2 separate regions of the Homo sapiens genome follow, and region 1 is linked to region 2. Evidence: chromatin contacts called from ENCODE Hi-C or POLR2A ChIA-PET data. All regions are on one chromosome and are shown on one strand. Each heading gives the region's core, a stretch centred on a gene start or an enhancer-like site at or near the end of the contact. The rest is flanking DNA. Distances are from core to core; before and after follow the strand shown.

Region 1 (7,374 bases), core at 4,477-6,976, 76 kb after region 2:
GGAAGTGGGGCTGGACATGGCCTGTGGGTGGCTCTCCCCTGGCAGGAGGAAGATCATGGTCTCAGAGTGCGGAAAGGCTGCAGCTTTCGGCAGCTGCTTCTCTCCGGGGTCTCAGGGACAGCTCTCTCTGTTGGTCTGGGCAGGACAGGAGTGTTAAGGGTCAGGGAGGAGGTGGGCACACACCCCCTTAGCCTAGACCCAGGCTCCTTGCCTGCTGCTCCTGGCCCTCAGGCGCCCTCAAGTGGATGAGGGGACCCCAGCAAGGGGGATGGAGGCAGGAGTTGCACCAAGGGGGAGCCAGGCAGAGGTCAACTGTGTAACCACCACCCAGTGTCCCCAAGAGAGCAGCCCAGATCATGGCTCCACCACGAGACCCAGAGAAAAGGGACAGGCTATTCCAGGGTCTAGGATTCAGAGCTGCCCCATCTCAACACCTAAAAGCTCCCCCAGGCTCTGCAGCCACAGCCTCCTCCTGCTGAGCCGACCCCCTCTCCTCACCCTGTTCTACCTGCACCACCTGGGCCACCTGGGACAGACCTCAGACAGCTTGGCGAGGCACCCTGTCCCTGGCCTCTCAGCTGCTGCCCTCCTCCTCTGCCGCCACCACCTTCATTCTCCGCCTTGGGTTAGGAGAGCTTCTCTAGTGTTTGGGGATCCGGCAAAGGGACAGGGCTTGCTGTGGCTGGGCGTCCTGGCCCGTCTCATCTGAGGCTGGTGGGGATGTCACACCACATCGGCCCAGTTTTGGGAGGACCTCAGCTGGTAGACAGCTCCCTGCCCCTCCCTCCCCTTTGCAATGGGGACAGGCTCGCAGGCCAGAGCTTGACCTCAGAAGCAAGAGGGAGAAGGGCAGACAGGGGTCGGTTGAGCCAGGGTAGAAACCAAGGGGAGCCAGGGTAGAAACCAAGGGGTCAGGGCTGGGCTGGAGGACACGGCTGGGGGATCTCATTTCATGGATTTTGACCTGTCAATTTGTATTTGTGTGTGAATGTATTTTAAAACCAACAACAAAAGGAAAGAAAACAGCTACAAGGAGGCCGAAGGGGCCTTTGGGTGACTCACTCTGCCAGGAGCAGTGTGGATCAAGGACACATTTGTCAGCGCATGCCACACACACACACACATACACACATGCATGCACACATGCACTCACACTGTCACCCGTCCCAGCCATCTGTGCCACACACATGCCATGCACACTCACACTCCCAGTCCCCCCAGGTGGAGCAGGGTCCTTCTGACTGCATTTCTGGATCCGTTCTCGAAGTTGCCTGCTGCTGCTCAGAGCTCTGCTGTTGAGTCCCCCCCGGCAGCCGGCTCCTGAGGGCGTCTACCAGATGTAGCCCCCGTCGTCAGCCTCGCCTGCCTCGCCCTCCTCCTCCTCGGCCTCCTCGCCTGCTTCCTCCGTCTCCTTCTCCTCCTCATCCTCCCAGCCGACACCGCTTCCAAAGTCCCCCGAGAAGCCCACGATGTCATCTGTGAGGGGATCAAGCCAACAGGGGGTGAGGGAGCTTCTGGCACGCACCCCCCAGCATCCCACGACAAGGGCCCCCAGGCCTGGGCCCCCAGCAGGCCCTGAGCTGCCCAGCCCGTACCGCAGTCGGGGCTCCCATGCGTGCGCGTGCCAGTCAGCTCCAGGCCCAGCTGGTCCACACACCAGCAGTCACCGCTGCTCTGGTCACACTGCATCTTCCGGTAGTAGCCATCCTCGTCGCAGCTCGGGATGAAGATGCCTGAATGAGACAGTGCCAGGCAGGGTCAGAGCAGGGGCCCAGGCTGTGGGCCCCTCAGAGAGGTGACCTCAGGTCCTCATGCATGAGCAGAAGTCTATACACCCCCAGAGCCCAGCCAGACCGGGTGCTGACCCCCCAACAGGCCCAGATGCTGAGAGCTGGACACCAGCCAGCAATTCTTTCGGCTCTACTCGCTGGAGATGAGGAAACCCGCTTCCTTGAACCACTGCTCAGGCCCCTGTGCTAGCTCCCAGCCGCCCCATCAGTTTCCCTGACTCCATGGCCCAAGTCTTCTAGGACAGCCAGTCTGACTTCACCAGGTTTGACACTCTCCATCCTCCCACAGTTCCGCCGGCCTGGCTGTCCCCTGCTAGGAAGGCCCAGCCTTCTCCTCCCAGCCACTCTGAGTCCGACCTGCCTCCGGGGCCCACTTGCTTTCCTGCAGGCTCCCCAGCTGAAGCTCCCAGGCGCCTGTGTACAGGTCACACTGCTAGTTCTGTCTTTTTAGTGTGTCCATTTGTGTGTTGTGTGTTTCCGGACTGGCCCGAGCTAAAGGGTTATGAGGCCAGGGAGTGCATCCTTCTTGCCATCCGCTCAGAGTTGGGCTGGGTCTATTGCTGTTGTATCTCTGGGGCCGGCCCCCAGGTGTTTATGGAGCATGTGAGTGAGTGTCACTCAGGGAGTGGCCTCACTAAAACATTAGTCACACCCTTGCTGAAGGAAACTGAACTCAGTGGAGGGTTCCAGGATCCTTCTGTATCCCAAACTCTAGCTCCAGCATGGATGGGCATAAAATTAGTGCCTAAAACACACTTTTCCCGGGGCAGATTGGGAGTCCCTGCCCCACCACAAGGATAGACACAGGAAGGGGGCAACCCTCTTCTGTCTTCCTAGGCCAGGGCCTCCTCTGGGCTCCATGTCTGCCATGAGGCCCAAGGCTGGAGGCCCTGGGTCTCAGACAAACCCAGGAAGCCGTCCCCACCTCCTCCTCTGAGAGCCTGGTCTGGCCCCTCACCTGGCTTCTTCTTGGCGGCCTCCTGGATCTGGATGCGCTCCAGCTCTGCCAGGCAGGGGGGCTCTGTGGGGAGAGAAGCAGCCTCTGATGGGACTGTCCCCTGGTGCTGGGGGGATGCACTGAGCCCTTCAAGGCTTAGAGACCCAGGCAGGGGCTCTGCAAGATGAAAACACCCCGTTTCTGACACGGGGTCACCCCACAGCAGGGGTGGGAAGTACAAGGGTTCTATGGCACGAAAACGCTCACTCTCTATTTAGGGGAGCTCATTCCACAGCTGTGGATGACCTGAGGTCCCCAAGAAGTCCTAGGGACCCATGAGAGGAGTAACAGGATTCAGAAGAGGAGGTGGGGTGAACACACAGACACCCAAGTATGAGAGAGCCCAGGGGAACGTAATGCTAGAGGGAATGTTAGAGAGAACTCCCAGGCCTGAAAATACAGCCACGCGCTACACAACAACACTTCAGTCAACAATGGACGGTGGCCCCATAAGATTACAACACTATTTTTACTGTACCTTTTCTATGCTTAGTTATGTTTATTTTTTTATTTTTTATTTATTTATTTTTTTGAGACGGAGTCTTGCTCTGTCACCCAGGCTGGAGTGCATTGGCGCGATCTCGGCTCACTGCAAGCTCTGCCTCCCGGGTTCACGCCATTCTCCTGCCTCAGCCTCCCGAGCAGCTGGGACTACAGGCGCCCGCCACCACGCCTGGCTAATTTTTTGTATTTTTAGTAGAGACGGGGTTTCACCCTGTTAGCCAGGATGGTCTTGATCTCCTGACCTCATAATCTGCCCGCCTCAGCCCCGCAAAGTGCTGGGATTACAGGCATGAGCCACCGCGCCCAGCCTTATTTTATTTTTTGAGATAAATAAAATAAATTTTTGCTCTCGTCGCCCAGGCTGGAGTGCAACGGCACGATCTTGGCTCACTGCAACCTCTGCCTCCCGGGTTCAAGTGATTCTCCTGCCTCAGCCTCCCAAGTAGCTGAGATTACAGGCACCTGCCACCATGCCTGGCTAATTTTTGTATTTTTAGTAGAGACAGGATTTCACCATGTTGGTCAGGCTGGTCTCAAACTCCTGACCTCAGGTGATCCACCCACCTCGGCCTCCCAAAGTGCTGGGATTACAGGCGTGAGCCACCGCGCCCGGTCTATGTTTAGCTATGTTTAGATGCACAAATGCTTACCATTGTGTTACAACTGCCTGCAGTATTCAGCACATAACATGCTGCACAGGTTGTAACCTGGGAGCAATGGGCCAGGTGCACAGGAGGCCGCACCACCAAGGTCTGTGTAAGTACTCCTATGATGCTTGCACAGTGACAAAATCACCTAATGATGCATTTCTCAGAATGTATCCCCCTCGTCAAGTGACGCATGACTGTAACCGGCAGCCAGCCTCTAACTTGTCTGCGACCTTGGGAAGTCCCCACCTCTCCAAGCTGGAAGCCTGCCTGGTTGTAAAATGAGGACAGTTCCCGGCCTCCTGCCCAAGAAAGTACAGAATGGATGGAGTGGCCTTCAAAGGCCCAGAAAGTCAAAGTGCTGGAGTGATGCTGGTCGCAGGAGGGCTGGGCAGTCAGAGTGGTGAAACAGATCACAATACCACACATTTGCAGAGGGATTTGTGAATTACACGGTGCTCTGCACAGATTTTCTTGGCTCATCCTCACAACAGGCTCCAAGATAGGTATTGTTATTTCCTGACGCAGATGAAGAAGCAGAACTCAGAAAGATGTGGTCACTTGCCGGGGGTCCCTGACTAGCGTATGGTGGGGCCCGGGCTGAAGCTTTGGGCCCTGACTGCCGATCCCCCACCAAGATGGGGAGAAGCATCCAGTGAGGAACACCAGGGCTTCCCCAGCTCCAGCCACACAGGTCAGGTGAGCCTGGGGACCTCCATTTTCCGAGATGACTCTGGTTTGAAAGCTCTGGTTTCAGGTATATTCAGCTGAGAAATTTCATCACATCTCTAAGGCTGATGACAACGTATGTAATCACTTATTGGTGGCACAAAATTTAAGATGTGCCTAAAAGAAGAATCACCGAGAAGCAAATGCATCTTCACCTCTAAGACCCTCACTTGTACAGCCCCTTCCCAAGCCCTCTGAGGGGCCCCAGAAAGTTTACATTCGTTATTTTTCATATTCTTTCTTTCCTTCTTTTTTTTTTTTAATAGGTTCTTGCTCTGTTGCTCAGGCTGGAGTGCGCTGGCACAATCTCAGCTCACTGTAGCCTTGACTTCCTAGGCTCAAGCAATCCTCCCACCTCAGCCTCTCAAGTGGCAGGGACCACAAATGCATGCCACCATGCCTGGCTATTTTTTTTTTTTTTTTTCACAGAGAGGAGGTCTCCCTGTATTGTTTGGGCTGGTCGCCAACTCCTGGGTCACATGATCCTCCCACCTTGGCCTCCCAAAGTGCTGGGATTTCTTTTTTAACTCTTTCTTAAAGAAGACCTCCAAAAGTATATAAGCTTCAGGACCCACAAAATCTGGATCCGCCTGGGAGCCTGCCAAGGAAGGGAGCTGAAAGTGTTGGCTTCCCTGGGCCTTAAGGGATGAAGCCCTAAGGGAGTGCAGGAAGTGGGCAAGCTGGGAAAGTGCTGGGCCTGGGGACGTAGCCAAGAAAGAGCCACTCTGACTTCCCAAGAGAGCCTGGAACTTCGGGTAGAGCCCACACGGGTGAGGCAGGGGCCTGGGAGGGGGGCTGCACTCACTCTCCCTCCAGAAGCAGAAGCACCACTCAGCAGTAGAGACCCGGCCATCCTTGTAGGTGTCACAGGAGTTGAAGAAGGGACGGATGCAGACCTCGTACTTGTCCAGGTTGATGGCGGCCAGCTCCGTCTGGTCCAGGAAGAGGTCAGCACTGGTGTCCAGCTTGGAGAACATCCAGCCAATGGAGTCCTTGCAGCTGGCCCCCAGGCTCTTGTCCAGCCCTGGGAAAAGATCAGGTTCAGGCACGCTTCATCTGGCTATTCAGCCGTTTCTCCAGCCCTCCATCTCTCCGCCTCGCCATCAGCCCCAGCCCTCTATTCTGGGTCTGGGCAGCTTGGAATCTAACCATGGGATTGAGAAACTCGAGAACGGCGAAAGGTCCTTCCTTCCACCTCCACATAGGACTATGCCTGAACCATTCAAAACCCGTTCTGAAAGCCCTGCAGGGAAAAGAATTCCTGCTTTCCCTGGGCTACCCATGTCAGGGTTTAAGCTCCCTCCACCCATGTTAAGTTCTTCCTACTAGCTAACTGGTATCCCTCCTGCTCTGGTGGAAGCCGACTTCTTTGGGGTGAAGGTTCTTTTGGGGCCCAGATTGTAGGGCCCAGAGTCTGGCAGGAAGGAACAAGGGCAGACTGGCCCAGCATACACCTGTGTCCTCAGCCCCTTCCCTATTTCCCTCCCTCCTCCAGGCAGAGCAGCAAGCTTCCTACCGCTGGCCGGGCCGGCTACACTGCTGGCTGAGCCATTCTGCTTGGAGTTCTCATGAAGGAGCTGGAACCAGTCCCGCAGCCGATCTCCCAGGTCAGCCAGGTCCTGACCGGTGCAAGTCTCTGCAGAACAGAGAGAAGGCATGGAGGGCGAATGTGCAGTGGAGCAGCAGGCTCGATCTCAGTCTGGGATCCTGCCCTACAGGCCAGGAGGCTGGGCAGGGGTCCGGGAGGCAGCAGCAGAAGGGAAGGTGGAAATCGGGGGCTTCCTCTCGAGTCCTCTCCCATTTCCCACCACCCACTCCTTCCTGGCATGAAAAACACACAGCCCAGGTTCCTTGTGGCTGAGTCCCTCCCTCTGCCCACCTTCCAGGCACCCAGGGGAGAAACGAGGGCTGAGCCCACGCCTCCTGCTCTGTGTTAATCTGGGCCTCTGACCTCACAGCTCCCTCAAGCTTTCTGCATTTTTGCCACTTCCCTCTTGCTCTGCACACCTCTTCTACCACCCTAGAGCCCTGAAGGAGGTGCCAGGTGGCCCTTCAGCACCCCTAGCCTGGTGGCCCAGCACTGTCCTCACCTGGTTTGCCATCGGCGGTGGAGGTGGCAGCCTGCTCCGTGGGGCAGGGGCAGGGGCCCTCGCATCGCACCGCCAGCTGCTTGCTGCTCAGGCACGCCTGTTGCTCCAGCTTACACTGCACATGGGGAAAGGTGGAACAGGGGACTGAGGGCTTACCCCAGGGGTCCCCACAGCTGGGGACACCCTCAAGCCTCTCATGGCAGCCACATCTGCCTCCCCCCATGGAGTGCCCATGAACAGCCTGAAGGGTCCTCTTGGTTCCTCTGCAGACTGAGGTGCACGGTGGAGAGAAGCAGGGCCCGGGAAGCAGGGCTCAGAGCTGGTCCTAGCCATGCAGGCTCCCATGAGCCTGCTCGGCCCTCTCTAAGGATTTGTCCCTCCCAGGACACCTGTCTCCCCTCCCCTGCCCCTGTCACCCCTCCCCTGCCCCTGTCGCCCTTCCCCTGTGTTAGCTGTCTGTTGCCCCCCTGGCTCTCATGGCCTGTTCCTTGGTCCCTCTGTAATCAGCCATCAGCCCTTCCCTCAATGATCTCCCCCCAGTCACCCCAGTGGACTTTTCTCAGTTCTCCTGATAGGACACAGCACCGCCTATGGAGCATCTAACAATTCCTCGGCCT
Region 2 (6,617 bases), core at 249-2,748:
GCTTAGATGGACTTGGTTATTCAAGTAAATATTAAGCGCTAACTGTGTGTAGGATGATGGATTGGGACACAACTCCATATGCTTTTTATTTCCATTATTTTTATAACTTTCTCTTATATTGATATTTTAGTAACATGGTAACAAATTTAAACAATAGAAGAAAGTAGAAGTTAAAAGTCAGTGACAGTTCCCACCCATTCCCCAGTTCCCTCAACCACTCTTGTCAATCTCTTCTTTCCATCTCCAAAGATATCCAGCATTTGCATGGATCCAGTCCAGTTTGTAGGCAGTTGGTAGCATGCCACGCATACTCTTGCCCTTGCTTTTATCACTCATGTCTTGAACAGCATTTTATGTCAGCCCTCCAGAACTTCCTCTTTCTTTTTAATCATTACAGAGTATTGCACTGATAAATGTACCTAACATTGAGCTAACAAGTTGCTGTTTTTTGTTTTGGTTTTGGTTTTGCCTATTAACATGCATTAATGTCATGGTTAGCCTTTTGTAATTATAATCGATTTATTGTTGTATATGTCCTTGTTGTATCCATGCAAATATATCAGCAAGATTAGTTCCTAGAAGTGGAATTCCTGGGTCGAAGAGTGTTATAGCAGTCCTTTGGGGCTGCTATAACAAATACCATACACTGAGAAACTTACAAGTAGCAGAAATTTATTGCTCATGGTTCTGGAGGCTGGGAAGTCCAAAATCAAGGAGCCAGCAGATTTGATTTGGGGAGGGCTGCTCTCTGCTTCCAAGATGGCACCTACCTGTGGCGTCCTTACCTGGTGGAAGGAGCAGACAAGCTCCCTTAGGGCTCTAATAATTTTTCTTTTTTTTTTTGACACGGAGTTTTGCTCTTGTTGCCCAGGCTGGAGTGCAATGGTGTGATCTTGGCTCACCGCAACCTCCACCTCCCACGTTCAAGCAATTCTCCTGCCTCAGCCTCCTGAGTAGCTGAGATTACAGGCATACGCCTCCATGCCCAGCTAATTTTGTATTTTTATTAGAGATGGGGTTTGTCCATATTGGTCAGGCTGGTCTCAAACTCCCGCCCTCAGGTGATCCACCTGCCTCGGCCTCCCAAAGTGCTGGAATTACAGGCATGAGCCACCATGCCCAGCCTCTAAAAAGAACACTAATCCCATTCATGAGGGCTCCACACTGGTGACCTAGTCACCTCCCAAAGGCCCTACCTGTTAATGCCAGCACACTGGGATTCGATTACAACACAAAAATTTTAGAGGGGCACAAACATTCAGCCCATAGCTAAGAGTATGCATATTTAAAACTTGTGATGGTTTGGCCAAATCATCCTTCAGAAAGGACACTCCCATGAACATTATGTATTAGGACGGGACGGGCTATGCTGTAGGAACAATTAGTCCCCCAAATCTTAGTATTTAACACAGCAAAGGCTTGTTTTTTCTCTTGCGTCACATCTGATGCAGATGGGGTGGCTCTCTAAGCAGCATCCCAGGGATCCAGGCTGCTTCCATTGTGAACTAAGCCAGTTGGAACATGTGGCCTCCACTGTTGCCACAGCCAGGGGAGAGAGGCCTGGATGAATGTGTGGGAAAATTTTAAGCAAAGTGGCTTACATCACTTTCACCCACATCCTACCTGTCAGAACCAGTCATATGGCCTCAGCCTGACTGCAAAAGAGTCTGGGCAATGTGGAGGAGCCCCTGGCCACTCGATGAGCCTCACGTCTCTGCCAGTCGGTTCCCCAGAAATTCACCCACACAGTATATTCCAGGGCGTTTTGTTCTTCGCTAATTAAATATATGAAAAATGGCGTCATGTAGACTGTCGTTCTGCCCTGCACGTCTGTGCTTTCTTTGGGCAGTTGCCCTCCGCCTTTTTCTGCTGAAATATTCATAGGGGATTATGTTCACTCCAGACACACTCCAGTGGCCTTCCCCAAATTTTCCCAAAACCCCAAAACCTTTTGTGGGGAAGCCCTAAGACATTCTATATTTTGGCTGTTACAGGCATACCTCAGAGGTATTGCAGGTTCAGTTCCAGACCACTGCAACAAAATTAATATCACAATAAAGCAAATCACACAAATTTTTTTGTTTCCCAGTGCATATAAAATTTACATTTACACGGCCGGGTGCAGTGGCTCGCACCTGTAATACCAGCACTTTGGGAGGCCAAGTCAGGCGGATCACCTGAGGTCAGGAGTTCGAGACCACCCTGGCCAACATGGTGAAACCCCGTCACTACTAAATATACAAAAAATTAGCCAGGCATGGTGGCAGGCACCTGTAATCCCAGCTACTCGGGAGGCTGAGGCAGGAGAATCGCTGGAACCCGGGCGGCAGAGGTTGCAGTGAGCCGAGATACATGCCATTGCACTCCAGCCTGGGCAACAAGAGCAAAACTCTGTCTGAAAAAAAAAAAGTTACTTTTATACTATACTGTAGTCTATTAAGTGTACAGTAGTATGTCTAAAAAAAGTACATAACTTAAAAATACTTTATTTGCTGAAAAAAATGCTAACAATCATCTGAGACTTTAGCAAGCGACTTGTAGTCTTTTTGCTGGAGAGGGTCTTGCCTCAATGTTGATGGCTGCTGACTAACTGCTGAAGAGTAGGGTGGCTATGGCAATTTCTTTCTTTCTTTTTATTTTTTTTGTTTTTGTTTTTTGTGTTTTGAGACAGGGTCTTGCTCTGTTGCCCAGGCTGGAGTGCAATGCCACAATCATGGCTTGCAGCAGCCCTGATCACCTTGGCAATGCCCCGACCTCAGCCTTCCGAGTAGTTGGAACCACAAGTGCATGTCACCACACCCAGCCTATGTTTTTATTATTTGCAGAGACACAGTCTCACTATGTTTCCCAGGCTGGTCTCGAACTCCTGGGCTCAAGGAGTTCCTGGGCCCGCTTGGGCCTCCCAAAGTGATGGGATTACAGGTGTGAGCCACTGCACCCAGCCACAATTTCTTAAAATAACACAACAATAAAGTTTGCTGCATCAATTGACTCTTCTTTTCATGACGGATTTCTCTGTAGCATGCAATGCTGTTTGATTCACAGTAGCACTTCTTTCAAAATTAGAGTCAATTCTTTCTAACTCTGCTGCTGCTTTATCAACTAAGTTTATGGAATATTCTTTTTTTTTTTTTTTTTTTGAGATGGAGTTTCACTTTTGTTGCCCAGGCTGGAGTGCAGTGGCACGATCTCGGCTCACTGCAACCTCCACCTCCCAGATTCAAGCAATTCTACTGCCTCAGCCTCCAGAGTAGGTGGGATTACAGGCGTCCGCCACCACGCTTGGCTAATTTTTTGTATTTTTAGTAGAGGCAGGGTTTCACCATGTTGGCCAGGCTGGTCTTGAACTCCTGATCTCAGGTGATCCACCTGCCCCGGCCCCCCAAAGTGTGGGGATTACAGGTGTGAGCCACCACTCCCAGACAATTTATAGAATATTCTAAATCAAGCTTGTCCAACCCGCAGGCCACGTGCAGCTCAGGACGGCTTTGAATGTGGCCCAACACAAATTTGTAAATTTTCTTAAAATATTATGAGATTTTCTTTGCGTTTTTTGTTTGTTTGTTTTCTCATCACATATCGTTAGTTGTTAGTGTATTTTATGTGTAGAACAAGGCAATTCTTCTTCCAGTGTGGCCCAGGAAAGCTAAAAGACTGGACACCCTGCTCCAAATCCTTTGTTGTCATTCACAGCATCTTCACCAGGAGTAGCTTCCATCTCAAAAACCACTTTCTTGACTCATACATAAGAAGCAACTCATTCATTCAAGTTTTATCATGAGATTGCAGCAATTCGCTCATATCTGCAGGCTTCATGTCTAATTCTAGTTTTCTCTTATTACTTCCACCACATCTGCAGTTCATTTCTCCACTGAAGTCTTAAACCCCTCAAAATCATCCACATGGATCCACTTCCTCCATCCACTTCTTAGCATCCACTTCTTCTAAATTAGCATCCACTTCTTCCACATTCCTATTCATGTTGATATTTTCACCTCCTCTCCTGAGTCACAAATGTTCTTACTGGCATCTACAATGGAAGGTTTTCAGTTTACTTTGCCCAGATCCAACAGAGGAATCACTGTCTATTGCAGCTATAGCCTTACAAAATGTATTTCTTAAATAATGTAACTTGAGGGTCAGATATGGTGGTTCACGTCTGTAATCTCAGCACTTTGGGAGGCCAAGGGAGGAGGATTGTTTGAGGCCAGGAGTTCAAGACCAGCCTGGGCAACATAGTGAGACATCTCTACAAATTAAAATTTAAAAATTAGCCAGGAGGCCGGGTGCAGTGGCTCACATCTGTAATCCCAACACTTTGGGAGGCTGAGGTGGGTGGATCACCTGAGGTCAGGAGTTCAAGACCAGCCTGGCCAACATGATGAAACCCTGTCTCTGCTAAAAATACAAAAATTAGCCAAGCGTGGTGGCGGGCACCTGTAATCCCAGCTACTTGGGAGGCTGAGGCAGGAGAATCGCTTGAACTCGGGAGGCGGAGGTTGCAGTGAGCCGAGATCACGCCACTATACTCCAGCCTGGGTGACAAAGCGAGACTCCATTCAAAAACAACAACGAAAATTAGCCAGGTGAAATACCATGCACCTGTAGTCCCAGCTACTTGGGAGGCTGAGACAGGAGGATCACTTGAGCCCAGGAGTTTGAGGCTACAGTAAGCCATAATCATGCTACTGCATTCCAGCCTGGGTGACAGAGTAAGAAAACCCTGTCTCAAAAAAAAAAAAAATTAATTAATTAAAAAACAGACTTGAAAGTCAAAATTACTCCTTGATCCATGGGCTGCAGAATTAATGTTGTGTTAACAGGCATGAAAACATTACTCTCCTCTTACCTGTCCATCAGAGCTCTTGGGAGACCAGGTGCATTGTCAATGAGCAGTAGTATTTTAAGCAGTAGGTGTCAACAGTGGGCTTAAAATATTGAATAAATCATACTGTAAACAGATATGCTGTCATCCAGGCCTGTTCCATTTACAAGCACAGGCAGAGTACATCTTGCTTAATTGTTAAGGTCCCTAGGAGTTTTAGAAGGGTCAACGAGCATTGGCTTCAGCTTAAAGTCACCAGCTACCTTAGCCCCTAACAAGAGAATCAGTCTGTCCTTTGAAGCTTTGAAGCCAAGCATTGACTTCTCCTCTCTAGCTATGGAAGTCCTAGATGGTATCTTCTTTCAATAGAAGGCTGTTTGGTCTACATCGAAAACCTGTTGATTATTGTAGCCACCTTCGTCAGTGATCTTAGCTAGATCCTTGGGATAACTTGCTGCCAATTCTCCATCAGCACTTCCTGCTTTACCTTGCACTTTTATGTTATGGAGATGTCTTCTTTCCTTAAACCTCATGAACCAACCAACGCTAGCAGCTTCCAAATTTTCTGCAGCTTCCTTGTCTCTCTCAGCTTTCCTAGAATTGAAGAGAGTTAGGGACATGCTCTGGTTTAGGTTTTGGCTTAAGGGAATGTTGTGGTTGGTTTGATTTTCTATCCAGACCACTCAAACTTTCTCCATATCAGCAACAAGTCTTTTTCACATTATTATAATTTGTGTGTTCACTAGAGTAGCCCTTTTCATTTCCTTCAAGAACTTTTCCAGCCGGGTGCGGTGACTCACGCCTGTAATCCCAGCACTTTGGGAGGCTGAGGTGGGCAGATCACTTAAGGTCAGGAGTTCGAGACCAGCCTGGCCAACCTGATGAAACCCCCTCTCTACTAAAAATACAAAAATTAGCCTGGTGTGGTGGCAGGCACCCGTAATCCCAGTTACTTGGGAGGTTGAGGCACAAGAATCACCTGAACCCAGGAGGTGGAGGTTGCAGTGAGCCGAGATCACGCCACTGCGCTCCAGCCTGGGCAGAGCGAGAGTCTGTCTCAAAAAAAAAAAAAAAAAAAGAATTTGTCTTTCGCACTCACAGCTTGGCTAACTGTTTGGTGCAAGAGGCCTCACTTTTAGCCTTTCTGGCTTTCAGCATTCCTGCCTCACTAAGCTCCATCATTTCTAGCTTTTGATTTTAAGCAACAAAAGCGTGACTCTTTCTTTCACTTGAACACTTAGAGGCCATGGCAGGGTTATTAATTGGCCTAATTTCAATATTGTTGCATTTCAAGGAACAAGGAGAGGCCTGGAGAGAGGGAAAGAGACCAGGGAATGGCTGGTTGGTGGGGCAGTCAGAACACAGACATTTATCGATTAAATCCATTGTCTTCTATGGGTGTGGTTTGTGGCACCCCAAAACACTTACAATAGTAACATCAACAATCACTGATCACAGATCACCATAACAGATATAATAATAATGAAAAAATCTGCACTATTGCGAAAATTACCAAAATGTGACACAGAGACACACAGAGAGCTCATGCTTTTGGAGAAATGGCACTGATAAGACTTGCTCAAGACAGGGTTGCCACAACCTTTGATTTGTAGAAAACACAGTATCTGTGAAGCATAATAAAGCAAAGCACAATAAAGTCTGTCCTGTTTGTATTCACAAAAACATATAAAGGCATGTGAGTAATAATATAAAATTAGCTGGGTCAAGATCGTTGCCAGCTGTGGTGTGGAATGGATTGGCAGCAGTTCTGTGCCATTTCCCAGGCTCTCTG

The links. Hi-C counts contacts between places; a loop is a spot of excess contacts on that map. ChIA-PET counts read pairs that join two places held with the same protein, here RNA polymerase II (POLR2A).
Region 1: a map of endothelial cell of hepatic sinusoid shows a loop between it and region 2 (4-fold over the local background). The contact joins two enhancer-like sites. A Hi-C loop is called at or near these places in 2 of 168 maps with a recorded cell type or tissue (endothelial cell of hepatic sinusoid and mesothelial cell of epicardium). POLR2A ChIA-PET finds 5 or more read pairs at or near these places in 3 of 52 experiments (MCF 10A, RWPE1 and activated CD8-positive, alpha-beta T cell).

The regions. Positions count from the first base shown.
Region 1 is chr10:72,061,430-72,068,803 of GRCh38, forward strand. It overlaps SPOCK2 (SPARC (osteonectin), cwcv and kazal like domains proteoglycan 2), which reads right to left. Exons shown (of 11, transcript NM_001244950.2): 6 at 6,758-6,872; 7 at 6,184-6,303; 8 at 5,473-5,691; 9 at 2,749-2,811; 10 at 1,596-1,733; 11 at 1-1,476. The coding sequence ends at 1,331. Among named protein-coding and RNA genes, the nearest start is that of SPOCK2, 23 kb to the right of the region's middle. Within about 2 kb of position 5,727, at least 2 of the 41 ENCODE cell types and tissues checked have a DNase peak (open chromatin) inside an H3K27ac peak, as active enhancers do.
Region 2 is chr10:71,989,538-71,996,154 of GRCh38, forward strand. The region is part of intron 1 of CHST3 (carbohydrate sulfotransferase 3); the gene reads left to right. Among named protein-coding and RNA genes, the nearest start is that of CHST3, 28 kb to the left of the region's middle. RefSeq lists a silencer at 2,082-2,255. Within about 2 kb of position 1,499, at least 2 of the 41 ENCODE cell types and tissues checked have a DNase peak (open chromatin) inside an H3K27ac peak, as active enhancers do.